Linked DNA regions of Homo sapiens: region 1 is linked to region 2. A link is a loop called in an ENCODE intact Hi-C map of the cell type or tissue named here. Cell type or tissue: PC-3. All regions are shown on one strand. Links, peaks and the distances in the headings refer to the core of each region. The heading gives the core; the rest is flanking DNA. Region 1 overlaps ZPLD1 (zona pellucida like domain containing 1). Region 2 has its middle 95 kb from the start of ZPLD1.

Evidence for each region. Peaks named below come from ENCODE experiments on the same cell type or tissue, not always from the same donor. Only the 100,000 strongest peaks of a DNase experiment are listed, where the experiment ranks them.
Region 1: it touches region 2 in a loop (5-fold over the local background); 13 of 110 quality-filtered maps call a loop at or near these places.

Annotation. Positions count from the first base shown.
Region 1 is chr3:102,464,278-102,468,686 of GRCh38, reverse strand. The region is part of intron 8 of ZPLD1 (zona pellucida like domain containing 1); the gene reads right to left. Among named protein-coding and RNA genes, the nearest start is that of ZPLD1, 31 kb to the right of the region's middle. In PC-3, for the core only: CTCF peaks have their summits at 2,205 and 2,405; no DNase peak of the experiment used is centred there.
Region 2 is chr3:102,527,600-102,532,008 of GRCh38, reverse strand. No RefSeq gene overlaps it. Among named protein-coding and RNA genes, the nearest start is that of ZPLD1, 95 kb to the right of the region's middle. In PC-3, for the core only: a CTCF peak has its summit at 2,341 (motif pointing right); DNase peaks (open chromatin) are centred at 1,098 and 2,368; H3K4me3 peaks cover 432 bases; H3K27ac peaks cover 3,300 bases.

The DNA of each region.
Region 1 (4,409 bases), core at 244-4,243, 63 kb after region 2:
TAGAAACCTGCCAGAGGTGATCTCACTTATTTTCATTCTCATTTATTTTCATTTATTTTCACATCATTCCCAGGGTATATGAAAATAGAAACAGAAGCAATGTATTCTTATTGTCCTCCCTCCTTAAACAAATGATAGCATATTGTCTACACTATGTGGTACCTCGCCTTTTAAAGATTTAGCAGTGTTAGAGATCTTTCCGTATCAATATTTAGAGAGCTTCCTCATTTTTTTCCACAGCTGTATAGTATTTCATCATGGACATGTTTCAGAGTTTATTTAATCAGTTTCCTATTTATGTACATGCATTGTTTTTGAATCTTTTGCTTTTTAAAAACTAATAATGAATAATCTTACAATATATCATGTTGAACATGTACAGGATTAACTACAGAATACATCCATATAATCATTTAATAGATATTGTCACTTTGCCCTATATAAATATTATTCAATTTTGGACTTCACAAGCAATATATGAAAACAATGCTTACTTCTCCAGAGCTACATCAGCGAAATGTATGGATCAAATTTTTTATTATTCCCTATTTGAGAGTAAAAATGAACTATCACCCTATAATTTTAACTTGTATTTTCTTATAATTAATGAGTTTGTGTATCTTCACATACCTTATAGTCATTTGCATTTCTTTATCTGAAAATGGTTTGTGTCTTTTGATCAATTCTGTTGTGTTCTTGGCCATTTTCTTTCTGATTCTTATGAGTTCTTTTATGTATTAAGAAAAGTGGTTACTGGTTGTTATATAAGTTGCAAATTGTTTCCCTTTGTTATTTGGCTTTGGACATTCCGTGTGTGTGTGTGTGTGTGTGTGTGTGTGTGTGTGTGTGTACAGTTTTATTCTTACGTAGTTAAATTTTCAATATGTTATTTTGTGGCTTCTAGTATTTACACTGAAGCCAGTTTCCTTACTCCAAAGTTTTAAAGGTATTTCTCTTGTTTTATTCTACCAGTTTTAAAGTTGTAGTTTTTACCTTTAAATTAATAATCTATTTAGGTTTTATTATGGTATATTGAGTGAAGTATAGGTCCAATACTATTTTTTATCTTACTGTTATCCATGTCCAACACTGTTTTAAAAAATCTACTTATCCCACTGATTTGTGGTACCACACTCTATCTTACACTAAATTCCCATATGTTTGGGGATCTATTTCTCAGTTTACTGTTCTGTGACTTTTGTCTATGTGTCTAGCTTTGCATAATATCACATTCCTTTAATAATTGTGACATTTTATTGATTGTGATATCTGATAGAACCATACTCTGCTCATTTCCATGTTGATTCCCGGCTTATCTTTTTGTATTTGTCATTTATCCCTTTTTTTCTTGACGTGATTAGCTTGTGATTCTCTATTAATGTATTTTTTCAAGGAACCAACTTTTTCTTAACTTCTTCCAAAACATTGGTTCATATTTTCATTTTTGATACAAGTCTTATTTATGGGTTTTACAACTTCCAAGTGGTGAGGACTTTCTGGTTTTTGATATCGTTATAAATTGCTGTCTCTCTGTATATAGCTTATTGCGTATGTCGTTTAGATTTTCTGTATCCTTACTTCCTTACTTACTTGTTGGCCACCAGAAGTAAGTTTTGTAAGAGGTAAAATTCTAATTTTTAAATTTTATTTCTATGTCTTTTTATATTTCCCCTGGTTTCCACTTAATGAAATCTTCAATTTCATCCAGGGCATCATTTCATTATATCAATGTAAGATTTTTTTTTAATTTAGGAAAGTGTTCCTGGATTATATTTTTAAACAATGTGTTCTATTATTTTGGCTTTTGGGGGGACAATTCTAATTATGCATATTATACATATATCGAATTCCCTTTCTCACCTTTTTATTTCTATCTTTCTTACTTAATCCTCTTTTTATTTTCCTTCATATTTGTTTATTTTTATTTGTATTTCTTATACTTATCTTTCATGTCCCACACTGTTTCTGCTGTGATCTGCACTCCTTTGAATGCCTTCTAATTACATGTCCCTTCCTCTCACACATTTTTTTGTATTTCTGTTTATTTTCACTTATCCCAGTTTCCTTTACACATTTCCATAGCCATGGCTTTTACTGTCCTATCCTTACTTACCTAAGTTCTCATAATTCTATCTTCATAACCATGATGCTTTTTGCTTTTTAAAAATTAATGTGGGAATGTATATATTATATATTCCATGGCAGCATTTTTCTGGTGAGTTTAATTCACCTTTAAATTTTCTTTTCTGCCATTTTCGATATTTTTCCTGTAGAATATTGGAACACTGCAAGAAATACCTGCATCTGTTTATCATTCAAGTTTGAAAGAGTTGGATTTCCCTAAACCTAAAATTTTTAGGACCCCTAAGGCAATGTGGAATGGTAAATACCTTCCTTAAGGGTTTCCCCAACTCAAGGGCTCCCTCCTCTGTTTTTCAATAACAACTTTCTTTGAATATAGCAGAACTGTGCAGCTGACTGAACTTAAAAGATATTCACAGGGTTCTACCATCAGCCCTGGGTTCCTGAGGTTTATTCACCAGCCTTGCCACCAAGGACAGAGCCCCTGCCTTCCCAGGCGATTCCTTTACCTTTAGAAGGTATACTTTTCCTGGTACTTTATGAGATCTGCCACTTCTGAGGCTCTGAGCATTCTCTACTGTTTTTTCTTCAGATTCCCCAGCCCTGGGGATAGCAGTTTCCATTCAAAGTAGTGCCCTTTCCTTCTAGGTGTGTATTTCTCCAGCTGCTTCTGGGAGCTGACTCCCTTAAGACCCCCTCAGCACCCACTTTTCTTCCTTGCCTTCCTTACCACCTCTTCTACACTGCTTTTTACAACATTTTCTCTTGATCTTAACTGTTTTCACCAACACTAGCATTTACTTTAGAATTTCTAGGTTTTCTTTTCCTCCTAGATTCACAAAAAAGGACATTTGGGAAATTTTTTTTCTTTAGTTATGCATTTCACTCTGAATGGTTTCCAATAAGAAAACTGAAAAGATTCAGAACTAAGCTGCTTCTATATTCACACTAGAAGTCTGATGATCATATTCCAGATTATCAATATATGAGGATTATAGAAGTTTGGGAAAATAAGAGAAATGTCAAAAAAAATCCATAACCCTACCAAGCATAAAAAACCACTGTGAGCCTTTTGCTGTTTCTCTTTACAGTCTTTTCTGTTATATAAATGAAGTTCATTATATACACAATTATATATTAGGTTCCTTTTCCTTGATATTTTAATACCTTTAAATGTTAAAGAATCAATTATTTTCAAAGATAGAAATACCAATAGGACAGAAAGGGAGAAGGTAGGAGAAAGCCAACCATTTTTTTCTATCTAATACATAACTTTATATGATTGTAGTGCCTGTATGGACTCTCAACTTACTGGTTGTCCATAATTCACCTAGCTATTTCCTTATTGCTGAATGTATAATTTGTTCCCATGTTTTACTATTTTAAATATCACTGATAGACCAGAATGTCATAAATATTTTAAACTATATTTCCCAATTTGTAAAGCTAGAATCAAAGAATATGAAATTTTTAAGTATTTTGATACATACTGACAATTTTTCCCAAAAATGTTGCTCAAATTAACATTTCCAGAAATAGGATATGTAAGAATAACAGTTTGACCATACCCTCTGAACATCATCTTGCCCTTGATTAGCCAATAAAGTGTATTCTTTTGGTTTCCCATTATATTACTTCCATCATGTGTCAATTAGCTGCAGTGAGCTGAGCCAATTGCAATTTATAAGCATGATTAGAAGACATTGCTTGACTCTCAAGTCTGTTCAGCTGTCAGATAAAAAATGCTGAAAAGGAACTGAGATGATTGAATGGTTTTATGATCAATGTCCTTTTTTCCCAGATATATATTACATTCACTCTATATCACTGTCTATTGGGGAAGGAGGATGAAGTTATTGGCTCTAATAAGAAAAGGAGTGGTAGGTTATATTATAGTTTTATACTAAATACTGATAAATGAACAAAAGTATTTTGGGGTCTAAATTATCCAGACCATTACTTTAATTTTACTCTCCTTTTGACATATGAGACAGTCTAGTTGCAGATAAATAGTAACCTCTATTGCATTTCTTTTCCTGCGAATAATATCCTAACTATGCGTTTCCTAAGACAGTGAAATATTCCCATATTCCTAAACATGAATAAAACATCTTTGGTGGACATAACTTACTTAGAACTCTGATTCAACAATAGCCTTATCAGCATTTTGTGTTGATAACTGCTCTCAAATTTTATACTTTCAGCTTTATAAGGACTCAAAGTTCAAAATGTAAAACTTGAAATTCAAAAGCTATAATAGTGCTTTATAATTTATCTGACTTAGATATTCCATTTCAATTATCTACAACTGGGTCATTGGTATCAAT
Region 2 (4,409 bases), core at 178-4,177:
TGTAGTAGCCAAGATATAATAGACAGTTCAATGTAACTAGAAAATAATGCATGAGAGGGCCAGAGAGAAGAGATGACATTAAAGAGCTAGTCTGTGGTCTGAGGTGCCATGATTAATACTTTAGATTTTTATCCAGAAGGCTACTGGGAACTAGTCATCATAGATGATTGACATAAGAACTGCATTTTGAGAAATACTTCAGAGTCATTATAGAAAAGTTTGGAGAGAGACAAGGCCTCCACCTAAAGTATAAATTTTCTATCCTGAATATCATGATACATTTTTAATCAAGACAAAGGCAGACAGATTCAAATTCTAAGCCCACCTTGGGTGGACCCTCTGAATTTTTGTCTTTTTTGTAACAAATGTAGATTCTCCAGTAGATTCACAATAAGAATAATCCCACCTTGGCCAGGCGTGATGGCTCACGCCTGTAATCCCAACACTTTGGGAGGCCAAGGCAGGCAGATCACGAGATCAGGAGTTTGAGACCAGTCTGGCCAACACGGTGAAACCCTGTCTCTACTAAAAATACAAAAAATTAGCCGGGTGTGGGGATGTGCACTGTAGTCCCAGCTATTCGGGAGGCTGAGGCAGGAGAATCGTGTGAACCCGGGAGGCAGAGGTCGCAGTAAGCCAAGATTGCACCATTGCACTCCAGCCTGGGTGACAGAGTGAGACTCCATCTCAAAAAAAAAAAAAAGAAAAAAAAGAATGATGAATGATCACGCCTTTCGGGTAAGGCCGTACTCAAAGGTGTTTGTACTTCTCCTTCAGCCCCTTAGCACAGAACAATTTTAACACAGTACAATAATCACATTTCTCCATATTTTGTCTGTCAGATAAACCAAAGACAATCATTACTATATTTATAATTATCCCATGGGTCACCACGCAGCTCAGTTCTATTTATTATATGGCTACATGCAACAAGGAAACGAGGGAACAGGGAAAGCAACTCATAGCATTAGATGTGGAATGCCACAATGACTCATCTATCCAAGAGTTTGTAAAATTCTTCATAGGTTATGAAATGTTTTCTTCATAAATCTTTAATGTTTAGTTGCTTCTCAGTGCTGTTGACGCAGGCATTAACCATGAGAAAATGGACACACCTGGTCAGGCAAATCAAAACCTGGACAAACAAATTGCTTATTCTCTTCCTTCTAGTCCAACCTCTGGCCACTAACTATACTTCAGAGAACTTGAACCATCAATTAGTCTTGCTAAGCTGGTCTATGCAATGTCCCATCCATACAAACACAAGTCCTTCACAGGACCAGCACTGCTGGTCCAATGTTCTAGGAGCAGAAGTGAAAATGAAAACCAGATTCTTGAATTATTTTCCCAGGATTGTTTCAATGGAGTGTCTAATTTCCTGATAACAATCTAAAGAAGTCAGTGACACGTAGGGAGCAGATGAGGATCATCAGGGCACACCCAAAAAGGGTTCTGCTGTATTTTCAAGGAACTTAACTCCATATTAACCAGGACCTATTTGCAAACAATATCACTAGCTTACTTAATTGAAATAAAATGCTGAATATAATTTTAGTTGGAAACATCCATGTCACTGAAAGAAATGGGAGTAAAATGGTCTTATTTTGGAGATGTTTTCTTTCTTAGGACATCTGTCATTTCATGAACGGTTCATCTTCAGGCTCCTCCTTGCCTTAAGTGAGATTAACAGACACTCTGAATCATGTTTATTTATTTATTTTTTTCTTGTGGGAAGAACAAAATGGGGGCAAGGAACATAATTGGAATTTGTAAAATTTAAATATTTATACCCTGAAGAGAATTAAGCCAATTTGATATGGTAATGTTCTAAATGAAATGCTAATAAGCAAAAGACTATGTAATCTCACCCTGTCCTATGACAATCGTTTGACAAAATTCAAAGTCAGCTCTGTAGTTTAATGCTGATGAAGGACCAAACATTCAAGGGCAATTTTCCTGTGGTGGATGCTTAATATGAGACTGTACAAAAAGGACCCTGGTGAAAGCAAATACTTTATAACGGTTGAATTATGGCTGCATTGACTAATTGCAGTCCTGCTCCCTAAAAACCTGTGCAGGTGTGCAGAACCAAGATGAGGCATTGTTTGTAAGAAGAGAGAAGTCGCTGTGGGGAATCAGGCTGCAGAGGGCTCATTGACTTCAGTGCCAGCCTCAAGATTTGTGAGGTTAGGAGACTAGAGTAAAATATGAGGCTCCCTGACAGCAAAGCTGTTTAAAACTGACCTTGCTCACCTTGGAGGATAACCAAGGAACTGATTGTTCCACTGCACTCTATAACTGCCAACCATGAGGAAAAACAACATCAGGTCGGCTCAGGCAGTCTCCACCAGGGAGAGCTATGTTCAAAGCCTTGCGAGATTCCAGAAAATTTACCCATTCGTCAGATGTTGTTACCCTCTCAGCACTTCCTTCATTGAGTACCACAGTGTTTACATAAACTTGCTGAGGTTTTTTTTTTTTTTTTGGATAAACCTACCATACTGATAGCCATCCATTTTGAGACAAAGCCTTCCCTTTAGCAAACCAGCTTAGAGAGAGGGTGAGTGTAGCCAATCACGGTTCCCTAACTGACAATGTTGTTCTGTCCACAGTGTGGCCTAGACTAAGACAGAACATTAAGAAGAGAGAGATGATTTTTTTTGTCTCTGACAAATGGAGAGATGAAAGAAAAGAAAGTATCCTATTTTCATCCCAAGGATAGTGAGACAAAATCTCTTTTCTGAGAGAGCCCAGAAATGTCATATAAAGTATAAATTTAAGAGCTAGACTGAACCTTGGAGGTATAATGGACCTTGTCTTTTATAATTCTTTCACTATAAATATAAGGAAAGCTGGGGTTCAGAAAGTATTAATTTTGCTATGTTCACACACCTCACTGAAGAAGATTCCAGCCTTAATCAGCTCTCCTAACCTCTAGTCCAGTTCTCTTTGTGCTACATTGCCACATTGCCAATTCAAAATGAAATTATGTGCAAGACATTTATATGAACCTGAGTGAGTCATTTTAATCAAGTCAAGATCCCTTTAGATGAATTTTGTGGGCCATTATTCACTCTACTGATTTTTGGATTAGAAAAATAATAATGATTGAATTGTATTTAAAGCTCTCAGGAATCCAAAACAATGTACTTGAAAGACATATTCCTGCATGGATAATTCATGATCTGACAATAGAGTTAGGACTGGGGTAGAGTGTATCCTTGGCCTGTGGACCCACATCTTTCTGTAGGAGAGCTCTCAAAACTAGTACTGAGGAAAGATGTCTCTGAGAAACATTGTCCACTATCGCTACCATATATCCTTAAGGTTTACAAAATCCCCCAAATAATATCACATCATGTCTATTTTTTCTAAAGATTACATCACTTGGCCTCCACAGAATAGACAGAATCATTCACTTAGTACTTTTCCTGTAAGACACACTGACAACTTCATGTTTGGGTTCCCATACCTCATCCTCGGACTGTATAACACTAGCAATTTGGGTATGGAAGAGAAAAGTTATCTTCAAGATAAGAACCTACAGCAGGGATGCTCATATGCACTTTTCCTCACTAAAAGGAGGTGGGCTTACTGTTGAGGAAGCCTCACATAATAGTGATTACAAAAGAGGAGTAAATCCTAATTTTTCCTCTGGAATACTTCTGTAATGACAAAATAAATATCTTTTATTTTTTTAAATTTATGAGAATTATAATATTTTCTGCATTGGAATGGGTATACATATATTCACTGGAATAAATGTGATTCCATTATTGTTCAGAATTCTGTTATTTCTGTATCAAATGGAGCTCATCTAGTCTCATTTTCTGTATGCTCTGAGGACTGAGACTGCATGAGTATTTCTCCAAATGAGAAAGAAAAACAATTATATCATTTCTATTTCATTTCAGCTTACTTAATAAAGGAGAAACAAGAAAATGTAAAATTAATTGCAAGAGGTAGGTTAGTACTGGGAAAGTTAATGAGGAGCTTTTATGGGCTGTAATTTTTATTTATTTATTTATTTATTTATTTATTTGTTCAATTAATTATTTATTATATCTATTGGATATGGCTAGTGTGTAATAGCCATCTGAGTGCGTTTAAAGCTATAATTACCCAAAAAATGAGTCCTGCCCTTACAACTTGTAACCTAATCAGATTCAGGAAAGCAGAACATTCACATATGGAGTGAGTGGAATTTACTTAGCTATCTCATAAAGTGAGATTTCAAGGAAATTTCTTTTCACCTGATAAGAGGGTGATATCTACGTGGTCTTATTAGTCAATAGACAAGTTGATAAATAAGTTACTTGCCACCTACTACTGGAAGACACTGTGGTGAGCAAGGTGAGAGGAGAAAAAAGCATATGATAAGCTGTATTCATCCTCAAGTCAAACTAGCA